Regions from separate parts of the Homo sapiens genome. Here all the other regions are linked to region 2. Evidence: chromatin contacts called from ENCODE Hi-C or POLR2A ChIA-PET data. All regions are on one chromosome and are shown on one strand. The core of a region is the stretch at or near the end of the contact, and the rest is flanking DNA. Distances in the headings are between cores, read along the strand shown.

Region 1 (4,935 bases), core at 2,381-4,880, 310 kb after region 2:
GCTCATGCGACTGCAATTGCAACGAGAATGCAGACCAAGTAGTGATATTTGGGTGGCTGGGAAGTCAAGGCAGGATTCTCCAAGGAGGTAATGCTGGAGACGGCTGAGGATGGGTGGAGGCAGAGCCAAAGGTAGAGCAGGAGTGAACTGCACGCAGGGAAGCCAGTCCAGATGGAGGGAGCCTGTATGAAAAAACTGGCTTATGAGTTGAGAGATGGTATGGCTGGAGCCCACAGAGGGCAGGTGTGTGGGAGGCAGAGAATGGATGAGCACAGCCTGGGCAGAAGGTAAGGGTAGACAGGCTGGGCCATGGAGCAGTGCGAGGCCCCTGCAGGGTTTAAGCAGTGCCAGCAAGATCAGGTTTATATTGAAAAGGCTGGCTCTGGCTGTTGTATGCTGGGTCAAGTCAGGGCAGGAGAGCTAGTAGAGACAGACTATGGCGTAAGTCATAAGCAGGCTGTCCAGTTGTCCCGAAGGTGGATAATCAAGTCAATCTTGGTGGCTAGCCAATACAAGGCTTGTCAGTGGGCCTAACGCAGTGGCTCATGCCTGTAATCCCAGCACTTTCGGAGGCTAAGGCAAGCGGATCACCTGAGGTCAGGAGTTCGAGACCAGCCTGACCAACATGGAGAAACCCCACGTCTACTAAAAATACAAAATTAGCTGGGTGTGGTGGCGCATGCCTGTAATCCCAGCTACTCAGGAGGCTGAGGCAGGAGAATTGCTTGAACCCAGGAGGCAGAGATTGCGGTGAGCTGAGATTGCGCCATTGTACTCCAGCCTGGGCAGCAAGAGCAAACCTCCAACTCAAAACAAACAAACAAACAAAAAACAAAAAACCACGAAACACACCTGTCAATAGTATGTGTGCAGCGCGGGAAAAGCTGGGTCAAGGATGGCTATGGGGACAGGTTCGAGCCTCTACGTAGGCAGTGAGATGGGCAGAATGGATGGTGGGAAAGACGCCTGGGGAGAAAACCCAAAGTTCTGATTCTCATTGGAGAATATCATCTGATGAGCCCTCCCAGCTGCTCCCCACCCCCAGCGGATGGTGTCTGCTCACCAATGGCTCTCTTCTCATCCTCCAGGAACCATTTGAGCTGTGAGACCAGCCTGTCCCCCTTGTGGCCCCTGACAAACTCACAGTTGGCTCTGAGAGCGAGCAGGTAGAGGGCCAGCTGGCCCATGGAAGGCTTGCCCTGGCAGTCACCGTCATCCTCGCTGAAGGCAGACCTAGGACAAGGCCAGTTAATGCCTTTGTGAGAAACTGCCACCCCGTAAGCCTGCTTACAGCACCCACCCCACCCGCATCACAAAGCGGGAAAAAATCTTAACAGTGGGAAACTTTGATAAAAGCTCCAAAAGGAGGTGTGTTGGCTATGTTGTTGTGAGGTGTATGCCACAAATATTTAATAAAGATGAACAGTTAGATTCAAGAATAAACTCCAAGGGCTCCTGTGTCCAGATCATCTGTGCCTGCCCCACTATTTTGTCCATACTTCACCCATATGCCCCCTCCTTTTTTATTTTTTTATTTTATTTATTTATTTTCTTTGAGACAGAGTTTCGCTCTTGTTGCCCAGGCTGGAGTGCAGTGGCATGTTCTCAGCTCACTGCAACCTCCGCCTCCCGAGTTCAAGCGATTCTTCTGCCTCGGCCTCCCAAGTAGCTGGGATTACAGTTGCCCACCACCACCCTTGGCTAATTTTTTGTATTTTCAGTAGAGACAGGGTTTCACTATGTTGGCCAGACTGGTTTCGAACTCCTAACCTCATGTGATCTACCTACCTTGGCCTCCCAAAGTGCTGGGATTACAGGCGTGAGCCACCACACCCAGCCATATTTTTATTTTTTTTTTTTACTGAGATAGGGTCTCTCTGTCTCCCAGGCTGGAGTGCAGTGGTGCCACCATGGCTCACTGTAGCCTCGATTTCTCAGCCTCAAAAGATCCTCCCACCTTTGCCTCCGGAGAAGTGGGGACCACAGGCATGAGTCACTACACCTGGCTCATTTTTTTTCTTTTTCTTTTTTTTAAGAGATGTGGTCTCACTATGTTGCCTAGGCTGGTCTCAAACTCCTGAGCTCAAGCAATCTTCCTGCCTCAGCCTCCCAAAATGTTGGGATTACAGGTATGAGCCACTATGCCTAGTCTTCTTTTCTCTCCACCCCTGCATCCACTTCTCAAGAGGGAGTCTGAGAAAGAGGCACTCCATGGCTGATTCTTCGCCTCTCATTCAAACCCCAAAACAGGCCTCTCTGTGATGCCTCTTGAAAAGGGAGCACAAAGATGCTGCTTTTGGATTGGTGCAGTGGCTCATGCCTATAATCCCAACACTTTGGGAAGCCAAGACAGGCGGATCACCTGAGGTCAGGAGTTCAAGACCAGCCTGGCCAACATGGTGAAACCCTATCTCTACCAAAAATACAAAAATCAGCTGGGCATGGTGGCACACGCCTGTAATCCCAGCTATTCAGGTGGCTGAGGCACGAGAATCACTTGAACCCGGGAATTGGAGGTTGGGGCAAGCCAAGATTGTGCCACTGCACTCTAGCCTGGGCAACAGAGTGAGAGGAAAGAAAAGAAAAGATGCTGCTTCTGGGCTCAGTATGAAAGAATGCGGTCATGGATTACTGATGTCTGCCTCATGCATGGGAGGGGAGCATACAGAGTCAGATGCTGCTTCTAAGCTCAATGTAGAAGACTGCAGTCATCGATTAGTGATATCTGCCTCAGGCACACTAAGGGAGCATAGAGTCAGATGCTGCTCCTGGGCTCATCATCAAAGAGTATAGTCACGGATTAGTTATGTCTGCCTCAGACACATGATGGACAGTAGTAGCAAAAGGAGCCTTGCATTAGCATCTCTGATCTAATCCAACCAACCCCTTCATTCTATAGATGGACAAAGGTCCTCCATTCTATAGATGGAGAAAATTTGCCTAAGGTCTGCCCACAAAGTGGTGACAGGCCCAAACTAGTACCCAAGTTTCCCATCTCTTAGTATGTGGAGCAAGACATGGAAAAAGAGAGTGTGGCAATACCCTAGGAGGCACTGCTGGTAACCAAGCTTGAGGCTGTGCAGGTAGAGGTCTTCCTTGGTCCCAGCCTGCAGACTGGAGAGGCGTAGGCCCACATAGATGCTGGGGTTCAAGTGCTCCAGGGAAAGCCGGTCCATCCAAGGTAAGAGGTGCTGGCCCAACTTCTCTACCAGATGGCTGTCCATCTCTGGTATTTCTTAGAAAAGAAAATGGTACAAATGAGGTCACAGGGCCAGGCCACCAGCAAAGAAGTGCTTTGACGTTACCAGGGCCTTCTCCAGAGAATACATGTCCTCACCCCCACCTCCACCCAGCACACACCAACTTGCAGGGGGAAATGCAGCCATACTGAAAGGCAGTGGGAGGAGAAAAGAGGGGAAGCGTGTATCTCTAAAGAGCAGTTGGAGTGAGCCAGCAAGAGAGGTGGTGGGCTGAAGATAGAGGATGCTACTGCCAGGCAACCACTCTGCCCATCAGCAGTGACAGTGAGACTGGTGTGCCCGGGCACCTTGCCCAATCTCACTTGGTCCTCATGCCAGTCCTGTGATGTAGATACTGTCATCATTGCTTTGCACAGAAGAGGAAACAGAAGTTCAAAGTCGTGTCATGTCTTACACAAGGCTGCAGAGCCAAGGATGGACCTAACTGCAAAGCCCCCGCTCTTTGGTGCCCTGCTGAATGTGTGTGCTACCCGTTTACAAAAACATCAGCCCACATGCAGAACGTGTTACACATCAAATTTCCAAACAACGCAAACTTCCAGCTGGTGAATTGAGGCTGCCTGGTGAACTTCCTCCATGCAGATCTCAAAATAACGCCTTTCCTGCCATCTCTGTTTAAATGAAGAGGACCTGAGATTGTGAGATGAGCTCTTAGAAAACAGTCACAGCTTGCAGCCGTTTACCTGTTGCTGTGGGATTTATTCGAAGCTGTGCAACGAAAATACTCAAACACTCTGGAAGCGGAAGCCTTAGGGATAGTTCCAAGGGACTTGAGCTCAGCACAGGGTAGCTTAGAGTAGTTTGCCTCGGAGGTAACCTTGCACTTTCGGTCCCTGTTTACTGCCTCCCAGTTGCTGCTGGGCTCCAGCTGCCTGATGGTGGCCTTCACTGTGCCATATCCCAGGGGACCAGAACGAGGACCAGAGCTCCTAGAACAGCTCCATCTCTGTGGGTCTGGGTCCCACAACCTCGTGTCTGTTTTCCCGACAGCCCCAGATACCTGTTGCTATAAGGTGACCATCCACCAGCATGAAACCCTACATAATCCTTTGCTGTGTGGGCCCAGACCAAAGCACATGGCTGGTTTCTCACCAGATGTTAAGAGAGACTGGGGGGTTGCTTTTTTCCCTTTCTGTCACTGAGAACCATTTTTTGGTGCCTATCTCCATTTCTCCGTCTCTGTCACTCAATGTGTGAGGCTCTCTGGGTCTGTCTCAGTCTCTCTCAGCCTGTGTCTCTCTGGTCATCTGCCCCCCTCCTCACCTCTCTTTCCTTTTCCCTTTTCTTGAAACGCGCAAGGGAGTTCCCTGACCTCACCCCGGGCTCTCACTTCCAGCACGATGAGTCAGCACAGGGTTAGAAACTGAAAGATCAGGATCCAGCTGTAAAGGGAGAGACTGACAACCACAGAGCAACCTCCTTAGAAGGAAGGGGCCAGGCAGATTCACGCAGGGTAATAAAAGCAGCCTTGGGTGAGCTCTCGCCCTACCAACCCAGCCCTGCCAGCTAAGGGCTGATTGCTGTTGACATTCACAAGCACAGGAGCCAGACAGAGTGGCTCACGCCTGTAATACCAGCAGTTTGGGAGGCCAAGGTGGGAGGATCGCTTGACCCTAGGAGTTTGAAACCAACCCTGGGCAATATAGTGAGACCTCATCTCTAGAAGAAAATTAAA
Region 2 (4,755 bases), core at 2,013-4,512:
CATCTCCCTAACCCAGATCAGCAATGGCCACCCTGCTCCTCTGAGGTCAGCAGAAGACTGGGAAGCAGAGGTGAGGGATGCAGGCCACACTGGAATGGGAAGTCTTTTCCCCACTGGATGTGCCTGTCTGGTGGGTTTTGGACCTTCCCAGACTACATCTCTAGGAGAGGCCTGTTTGGAGTAGTACACTGAGAGACCCTGGCCTCTTCTGCTGGAAGACTGTCCAAGTCTTGGGGTTTCTTGAGCTGGTGATTCCTCTGCCATCCTGCTCTCTCTCTTCATCTCAGGCAGCATGGGGTCCACTTTTGTCCCCAAACCTAATGTTTTAATCCAAATGCAAATTGGTTCCACATTTTTACTGGAGGGTAATCAGTTTTTAAAATTCACACACATGTAATCGAAACGCAATACTATAAAGTTCTACTGGTGAGACTCCTGAACTCAGTCTGTTTTCTTAGTAAAATCCAGCACCTTCCTTCTCTTCATTCTTTGTATCACTGTGGCTTTAAACTGTCTTCAAGTTATTCCTCCTCATCACCTCCATTGTTTTATCTTCACCCCCTTAACATCCACAGAAACAGACTGGAGTTCTTGAATGTTTTAGCTTCAACTTCTACATGTGCCCACTTTGCTTTGTTAATGCTACCACAGCTGTGCTGAATGAAGCCTGTTTCCCAGGCAGAGATCCTGCCACTCTGGATGGGAAGATAAAATGCAGGGGTCCTCTTTCCTGGTTTCCTGGGAACATCAAGGGACAGGTGACCAGCTTGGAACTCTTTGATGACTTGGAAGGAGGAAGATGGTCTGGCTGATCTGTGGTGAGAAGGTCCTTTGCACAAGGCTGCAAGAAAGTGAAGGGCAGCAATGCTGGTGTTTAAAGAACGAGAGGGGTGGGGACTCTAGGGTGTTTTGTTTGAGATGGGGGTCTCGCCCTGGTCACCTAGGCTGGAGTGCAGTGGCACGATCTTGGCTCACTGATACATCTGCCTTCCAGGCTCAAGTGATCTCCCACCTTAGCCTCCCAGGTAGCTGGAACCACAGGCACACACCATCATGCCTGGCGAATTTTTTTTGTATTTTTGGTAGAGTTTCGTCATGTTGCTTAGGATGGTCTCAAACTCCTGAGCTCAAGTGATCCACCTGCCTCGGCCTCCCAGAGTGCTGGGATTACAGTGTGAGCCACCATGCCTCACCTAGGGTGTTTGGTTTTTAAGTGAAACATGCACATGGTAAACATTAAAACCGTCTAAAAGGCTGGACCATGAAAAGCAAGGCTCCCTTCTCCCACCCAATCCCTGAATTCTCCCTGGAGAGTATCCCTCCTAAGTGCACGCACTTCCACTCTGTTCCATTTCTGCCTGTTAAAACTACTTAGTGCAGCTTAGTGTAGTGGAACCTGCTTCAGAATAACCCATATGGGTCTTCTTTATTCTCATGAACCACAGAGCATTTCATGTGTTGGATATATTGTCTCCTACTTACGGACATTTGGGGTTGTTTCTGTTTTTGTTTGTTTTGTGACGGACTCTTGCTCTGTCACCCAGGCTGGAGTGCAGTGGCACAGTCTCGGCTCATTGCAACCTTCACCTCCTGGGTTCCAGCGATTCTCCCCTCTCAGCCTCCCAAGTAGCTGGGACTACAGGTGCGTGCCACCATGCCCAGCTAATTTTTGTATTTTTTGGTAAAGACAGGGTTTCACCATGTTGGCCAGGCTGGTCTCAAACTCCTGATCTCAAGTGATTTGCCCGCCTTGGCTGGGATTACAGGCATGAGCCACTGCACCCGGCCAGTCACCATTTTCATCCGGTAACTTGCAATGCACCAGGCCTTACCAGGGCCACTGTTGGGTTCAGCGGACATTTCCTTCTTCAAGCTGGCAAGGCCTCAGACAAGTCACTGCCCATTTTGGCTCCTGTTCCTCCTCTAAAATAACGGAGTTGGGTGATGGCAGAGGCTTTCCAGCTTATTCAGCCTCAGGAGTACCTAAAATTTATCCAGAAGCCCATATGGAAAGCCAGGAGTCCTGGAGCTGCTCTGGTTGAAGCTAGGATGGGGGCCCAGAGCTCCCTGCTGTTCTTGACCCCCAAATCTTTGCTTCCAAGATTCACTGGCCCCTACCTGCTACCTGTAGGCCTTCACCTGCTTACTTGTGTCCGATGTAGGGATTATGGGCTTACTCAGCAGCCATCCTCATGGCCTAAACATTTGGCCAATTTCAGTGTCCCCGAAGGGTGAAGGAGGTCTGGGCTTCCATGGGGCCTGAACTGCAGGTACCTTCAGCACTTCCTGGGGTTCTGGACATGTCAACAGCTGCCCACCAAGGCCTGGAAGATAAGGAGGGCTCACACCACTAGTGCAAACTTGGATCAATGAGAAGGGAAGGATGCGACAGACGTATCCCTCCTCTTTTCTTGTCCCCTCTGGATTCTGTTGAGATGCTTCCAGGGATTCTCCGAGGCCCCTTCCTGCTCCAGTAACTGCAGGTTACTGGGGAAGCTGTGGCCAGCTCTAATCCCCTACTTTTTTTTTTTTTTTTTTTTGAGACAGTCTCGCTCTGTAGCCCAGGCTGGAGTGCAGTGGCGCCATCTTGCCTCATTGCAACCTCTGCCTCCAGGGTTCAAGCGATTCTCCTGCCTCAGCCTCTCTAGTAGCTGGAATTACAGGCGCGCGCCACCACGCCCGGCTAATTTTCGTATTTTTAGTAGAGATGGGGTTTCGCCATGTTGGCCAGGCTGGTCTAGAACTCCCAGTCTCGAGAGATCCATCTGCCTCAGCCTCCCAAAGGGCTGGGATTACAGACGTGAGCCACAGCGCCCGGCCTAATCCCCTACTTTGATTTACTGTCCCTCCCCACATCATTTCTTCCCTTATTGAAAGCTCTGGGTCCTCCCCAATGCCCCACCATGTAAACCAATCTGTCCTGCTGGGTTTGGGGCACCGCGGTGGGCAGGGGAGAACCCGTTTGTCAGAAGGTTCAGAGTTTCTGAGTTCCTCATGCTTAATCATCAGCGGCCACAGCACAACAGTGGCCGAGGGTGGGTTGTAAATTCTCACCTGGCCTAGAGGACGCAGCCACGACCCCAGCGCTTGGCCATCTCTGTAGAGGATTCGCGGGTGGACCATGCTTAGTCTAACAGGGTATGGTTATTAACGCCCGTTATGAACGGTTCATAACCAGCCAACGGTTATGAACTGTGGAGGGCTTCCGCAATCCCGCCACACGCTCGAGGCGGAAGCGACAAGACGCCTGCGTGGTTTTGCTGGCGCGCCGCACGTGCCCGTACCGTGACCTGCGCATGCGCTTTGGAAGCCTCGCGAGCTTCCTGCGGCACTCAGGGTTTGGTGCAGGTGCCTGTGGCCTTTGGGGGTTTCCTCGCGTCTTTTAGGTAGATGCTTCCAGGGATTCTCCGAGGCCTCTTCCTACTCCAGTAACTGCAGGTTTCTGGGGAAGCCGTGGCCAGCTCTAATCCCCTACTTTTTTTTTTTTTTTTTTTTTGAGACAGTTTCGCTCTGTCGCCCAGGCTGGAGTGCAGTGGCGCCATCTCGCCTCACTGCAACCTCCGCCTCCAGGGTTCAAGCGATTCTCCTGCCTCAGCGTCTCTAGTAGCTCCTTACAGGGAGAGCAATGGCCCACTCACACCCGAAACAGAGAAGCGAGGATTTTTTTTTTTTCCTGCAAGCTGCTGCGCATTAATTAAGTCAAAGTGCAGAAGAAATCTTTTCTACCCCGGCTTTCCAACTTTCCGGGGGTCATTAGGGAAAAACATTCGTTGAACAGATGTCCTTAGGGTCGGCGCTTTTATCTCTGAAAGGAAGAACACTTGGAAAGGAAGCTGCGTGTTTTTCCTCTTGCCCGGAAGAGCCAGCCTGTATGTCTCCCTTTTGACCCGAGGCCAAGCGCCTGAAGCCTCTTGGACTTAGTTAACATTAGTCCGTTTTCTATGCGTTTGTCCTTGGCTTGGTTTATGGTGTTTGTTGAAAGGTAAATGTTTTAAAGTTTTGGGGATTCCTATCATGCTTAGGGAAATCAATCCCCTTCTCTCTTCTCCCCTTCCCCCGATATTCTCTTACATTTTGTTGCAATGTTTATTATTTATTTTTTACTAGACAACCTATAGTCCTTATGGAATATATTTTAGTATAAGCTGTAAGGCAAGAGTCAAGCGTCTCCCGCCCCCAGGTGGAAATTAACTTATTCCAGCCCCACTTATTAAATGAGCCTCTTACTAAATGAGCCAACAGGTGTGGACCTGTTGAGTTTGAGATCCCGCTTAGACGCCAGTGGAGACATCTGTGGTCAGTTGCACAAGTGAGTCTGATGTGAGGGGTGAGGTTCTGGCTGAAACTATAATTTTGGGCGTCATCAGCATCTAAATAGATCAGTCTCCCTCACTTGTTAAAAAATGCTTTTCCAGTCTTAGAATGTATTCTCTCACATGAAATATTTAATCGCATTATCCAGTTCGTTCCCATCCCTGCCTAAAAGAAAGTGTTCCATTGGGATTTAAATTATAATTGCATTAAATTTAAATGGAAGTTTTGGGAGCATTGACATTTTTGTGATATTAATCCTCCCCCAGAGGATAAAAAATGGCTTTCCATTTACTCAAGACTTCTTTTAGGTCCTCCAATAAGATTTTATAAATTCTTTATACGGGTTCTATAACTTTCTGGTTAAAATTATTCCTAAGTGTTTTATGGTTTTTGTCTATTGTGATGGAATACTTTTTTCCATCTGTATTACTCATTGATTAT
Region 3 (4,305 bases), core at 752-3,251, 390 kb before region 2:
GTTGCCTTGTTCCTGATCTTAGTGAGAAAGCTTCTGGTTTCTCACTATTAAGTATGTTAGCTGTAGGTTTTGTAGGTATTCTTTATCAAGCTGACGAAGTTTACTGAGAGTTTTATCATGAGTGGGCATTGGACTTTTTTTTTTGGAGACAGGGTCTTGCCCTGTTGCCCAGGCTGGAGTGTACTGGTGTGATCATGGCTCACTGCCATCACCATCTCCTGGGCTCAAGTGATCTTCCCACCTCAGCCTCCCAAGTAGCTGGGACTATAGGCATGTGCCACCATACTTGACTAATTAAAAAAAAAACTTTTGTAGAGATGAGGTCTCACTATGTTTCCTAGGCTGGTCTTGAACTCCTGGGCTCAAGCAATCCTCCTGCCTTGGCCTTCCATAATGCTGGGATTACAGGCATGAGCTGCTGTGCCTACCCCAAACATTTCTTTACCATGACCATTTCACAGCTATACTTACCTAAGTCTAATGGTAATATTCATGCCCTGGGGTTCTTCTGGATTCATTTCCCTTCCTTGTGTATTGGGGAAAGTCACGTGCTTACCCCTTTGTTCTGAAGTAAAACAAATGCCCATTTTCTACGTTCAACTTTAAGTGGAATTATGCTGGTGCTTGGGGCTTGGGATTGGAGAGAAGAGGAGGGGATCTGCCCTTGGTGTCTTGACATCATTAACCCTTTTCCTGATGCCCTCAGCTGGCTGGAGTCTGGAGAGATTCATTTGGCCACAGTCCACTTTCTGGGAAGTTTTGTGGAAAGGACAAGTAAATATAAACAACTGAGAAATGTGATCTAGAGGGTAGGTAGGTGTGAGGAATTCTTTTTTCTTTTTTTTTTTTCCAACTTTTAAGTTCAGGGGTACATATGCAGGATTACATAGAAAAACGTGTGCCATGGTGGTTTGCTGCACAGATTATCCCATCACGTAGGTATTAAGCCCAGCATCCATTAGCTGTTCTTCCTGATGCTCTCCTTCCTCCCCCGCCACACCGTCCAACAGGCCCCAGTGTGTGTTGTTCCCCTCTGTGTGTCCATGTGTTCTCATCATTCAGTTGCCACTTATAAGTGAGAACATGTAGTGTTTGTTTTTCTGTTCTTGCATTAATTTGCTGAGGATAATGGCTTCCAGCTCCATCAATGTCCCTGCAAAGGACATGATCTCATTCCTTTTTATGACTGCATAGTATTCCATGATGTATATGTACCACATTTTCTTTATCAAGTCTATCACTGATGGGAATTTAGGTTGGTTCCATGTCTTTGCTACTGTGAATAGTGCTGCAATGAAATGAAAGATACATGTATGCATGTATCTTTATAATAGAATGATTTCTATTCTTTTGGATATATACTCAGTAATGGCATTGCTGGGTCAAATGGTATTTCTGCTTCTAGGTCTTTGAGGAATCGCCACACTGTCTTCCACAATGGTTGAACTAATTTACACTCCCACCAACAGTGTAAAAGTGTTCTTTTTTCTCTACAACCTCACCAGCATCTGTTATTTTTTGACTTCTTAATAATAGCCATTCTGACTGGTATGAGAGGTGTGGGGAATTTATTGTTTTTACAGAGGGTGGAGAAGGAAGGCCCTGGCAGAAGCTCCACCCAGAGCTCCACAGAGTTGTTAATGGTCTTAAGAACTGGGAGATAGTACGGTCATGTAGCCAACGCAGGACTGTGAACTCTGGGGATGCTCCCATCTACATTCACCACCATTCTTACCAAAATAAAACAAACACTGTAGGTACTATGCCTGCATGGTGACTATGTCTGACCCCAGACTGCTTTGTCTTAGAAAAGGAGCCCATCTCCATTCTCAAGATAGGGTCTGATCCTCACATAATGACCAGCTCACTTATGGGCTCGTGTGGTCACGATTCTCATGGTCTACAGTGCTGCAGACCAGGAAGCTGTAGCCCCAATCCCTGCTCTCCTGATTTTGGCTGGCAGTGGGCCACCTTCCTTGCCCTTTACACAGAAAGCTGCACTTCCCAGAACTGTTTTCAACAAGCTGCTTTCCTCCTCCTCAAACCTGCCTGGACTGGTCAGGGCACTCTACCAACAATGCTTTGTTTTCCCTTCCCAAACTTGGCTCTGGCTCCAATCCTATCAGGGCACTTGTACGCAACTGCCCAGGAGCGACCAGCAGGGGGAGCCAGAAAAATTTAGATTTTTCAGCTAGACAAAAGAGGTCCAGGATAAAAGTTGTTTCTCAAGGCCCAGGTAATTTTCTCCTCATTTAAGTTACAGAGAACCGGCTGGGTGTGGTGGCTCACACTTTTAATCTCAGCACTTTGGGAGGCCAAGTTGGGCAGATCACTTGAGGCCAGGAGTTTGAGACCCGCCTGGGCAACACAGTGAAACCCTGTCTCTACAAAAAATACAAAAATTAGCCAAGCATGGTGGTATGCGCCTGTAGACCCAGCTACTCCAGAGGCTGAGGTACAAAAACCACTTGAACCCTGGAGGTGGAGGTTGCAGTGAGCCGAAGTCACACCACTGCACTCCAGCCTGGGTGACAGAGCAAGACCTTGTCTCAAAAAAAATCTATATCTATATCTGCATCTGTATCTGTATCTATATCTGCATCTGTATCTGTATCTGTATCTATCTATCTACCTACCTACCTACCTACCTATCTAGAGAGAACCAACCTACCTACCTACCTACCTACCTACCTATCTAGAGAGAACCAACCTACCTACCTACCTACCTACCTACCTACCTATCTAGAGAGAACCAAGTGTATTGTTAAAACAACTGCTGATTCTGAGGTTCAGATGAGCGGAAACCCAAATGGAGTTCATCCATTTAGTCATCAACAACTTTTTTTTTTTTTTTTTTGAGACAGAGTCTCGCTCTCTCACCCAGGCTGGGGTGTAGTGGTGCGATCTTGGCACACTGCAACCTCCGCCTCCCAGGTTCAAGCAATTCTCTGCCTCAGTCTCCTGAGTAGCTGGGATTTACAGGGGCCTACCACCACGCCTGGCTAATTTTTTTTTTTTTTTTTTTTGAGATGGAGTCTCACTCTGTCACCCAGGCTGGAGTGCAGGGGCGCAATCTCGGCTCACTGCAAGCTCTGCCCCCCGGGTTCACGCCATTCTCCTGCCTCAGCCTCCCAAGCAGCTGGGACCACAGGCGCCCACCACCACGCCCAGCTAATTTTTTGTATTTTTTAGTAGAGACGGGGTTTCACTGTGTTAGCCGGGACGGTCTCGATCTCCTGACCTTGTGATCCACCCGCCTCGGCCTCCCAAAGTGCTGGGATTACAGGCGTGAGCCACCGCACCTGGCCTGATTTTTGTATTTTTAGTAGAGATGGGGTTTCACCATCTTGGCCAGGCTAGTCTTGAACTCCTGACCTCGTGATCCATCTGCCTTGGCATCAACAACTATTTATTAAGTACCTACTATGCACCAGGTTAGACACTGTATGTAGAATAATTAAGAAGACTGCTAAAGTCCCTAACTTCATACATTATAGAGATGAACTAAGAGAGCTGGTGAGTGGAGGTCCAAGTCACTTTGACTTGAGTAAAGTGAAAATGTGTGGCAGGTTCATGGGACTCTGAAATGGGAGAGACAAAAGAGAGTTTAAGGCTGGAAAACACTGTGATTCTATCAATACAAACAAAACAAAACAAAACAAAACTCTCTCTCAGAGAAAGAATACTGTACACAATAAGACTGCTAAAAGAAGTCAAAATTAGAGCACACACCCCAGTATCTAAGCGAAACAGCATCAAGAACAAGTAGAAAATGAAAACTTGAATAATATACTGACTTTGTTTCAAAATAATCTAGTGGTAAGAGGGAGTGAGTGGGGGTGGGTATGAAAGAAGACTGGGTATGTGTTGATGATTCCACAAACTGGGTGACAGGTATTTGGTGATTTATTATATTACTTTCTTTACTTTTGTGCATGTTTTTAAATTTCCATAGGGAAAGCTAATATATATCTCTTTCTCAACAACTTAGTCAATAACCACTGTAGCCAAGTTTCACACAGGACACCCTATTTGCTATGGGAGAAAACTGAGCAGATTTGCCCATGCAAAATTCCTAAAGAGTTCAGAACACACCAAAGCTGTGGATGTTTTCTCTCCCGTCCCCTTCTCTCAGATATGTTGCTAGAGCTTATGGTCCTGATCCTTTAGATAGGGGTACAATGGCTATAAGTTATTTCATAGGGGCTCCTTATCTATGTTATTCATGAGGGCAGGGACTGTGCCTATTTCATATTTGAATCCTGGAATGTAGCCAGGATTCAATAAAAATTTATTGAATGCACA

Evidence for each region. A loop is a pair of places that touch in the nucleus more often than their neighbours do. ChIA-PET counts read pairs that join two places held with the same protein, here RNA polymerase II (POLR2A). Pooled maps may share reads with other maps.
Region 1: a map of breast epithelium shows a loop between it and region 2 (3-fold over the local background). The contact joins the enhancer-like site here to the promoter of MORC2-AS1 in region 2. A Hi-C loop is called at or near these places in 5 of 168 maps with a recorded cell type or tissue (Right ventricle myocardium superior, breast epithelium, heart left ventricle and 2 more) and 8 of 50 pooled maps. POLR2A ChIA-PET finds 5 or more read pairs at or near these places in 3 of 52 experiments (BJ, HEK293 and activated CD4-positive, alpha-beta T cell).
Region 3: a loop to region 2 is called in a pooled map, with 2.0 times the contacts of the local background. The contact joins the enhancer-like site here to the promoter of MORC2-AS1 in region 2. A Hi-C loop is called at or near these places in 1 of 50 pooled maps. POLR2A ChIA-PET finds 5 or more read pairs at or near these places in 5 of 52 experiments (AG04450, GM12878, HEK293 and 2 more).

Annotation. Positions count from the first base shown.
Region 1 is chr22:30,609,171-30,614,105 of GRCh38, reverse strand. It overlaps TCN2 (transcobalamin 2), which reads right to left. Exons shown (of 9, transcript NM_000355.4): 2 at 3,043-3,235; 3 at 1,064-1,233. Among named protein-coding and RNA genes, the nearest start is that of TCN2, 4.5 kb to the right of the region's middle. RefSeq lists enhancers at 4,436-4,715, 4,490-4,784. Within about 2 kb of position 3,630, at least 3 of the 41 ENCODE cell types and tissues checked have a DNase peak (open chromatin) inside an H3K27ac peak, as active enhancers do; they include right lobe of liver, where a contact is called at or near this core.
Region 2 is chr22:30,920,815-30,925,569 of GRCh38, reverse strand. MORC2-AS1 (MORC2 antisense RNA 1) reads right to left here and starts at 3,262. Exons shown (of 2, transcript NR_026920.1): 1 at 3,055-3,262; 2 at 1-841. LOC107985544 (a long non-coding RNA gene) reads left to right here and starts at 3,791. Exons shown (of 3, transcript NR_146603.1): 1 at 3,791-3,982. It overlaps MORC2 (MORC family CW-type zinc finger 2), which reads left to right. Exons shown (of 26, transcript NM_001303256.3): 26 at 1-440.
Region 3 is chr22:31,311,312-31,315,616 of GRCh38, reverse strand. No RefSeq gene overlaps it. Among named protein-coding and RNA genes, the nearest start is that of PIK3IP1, 21 kb to the right of the region's middle. Within about 2 kb of position 2,001, at least 17 of the 41 ENCODE cell types and tissues checked have a DNase peak (open chromatin) inside an H3K27ac peak, as active enhancers do.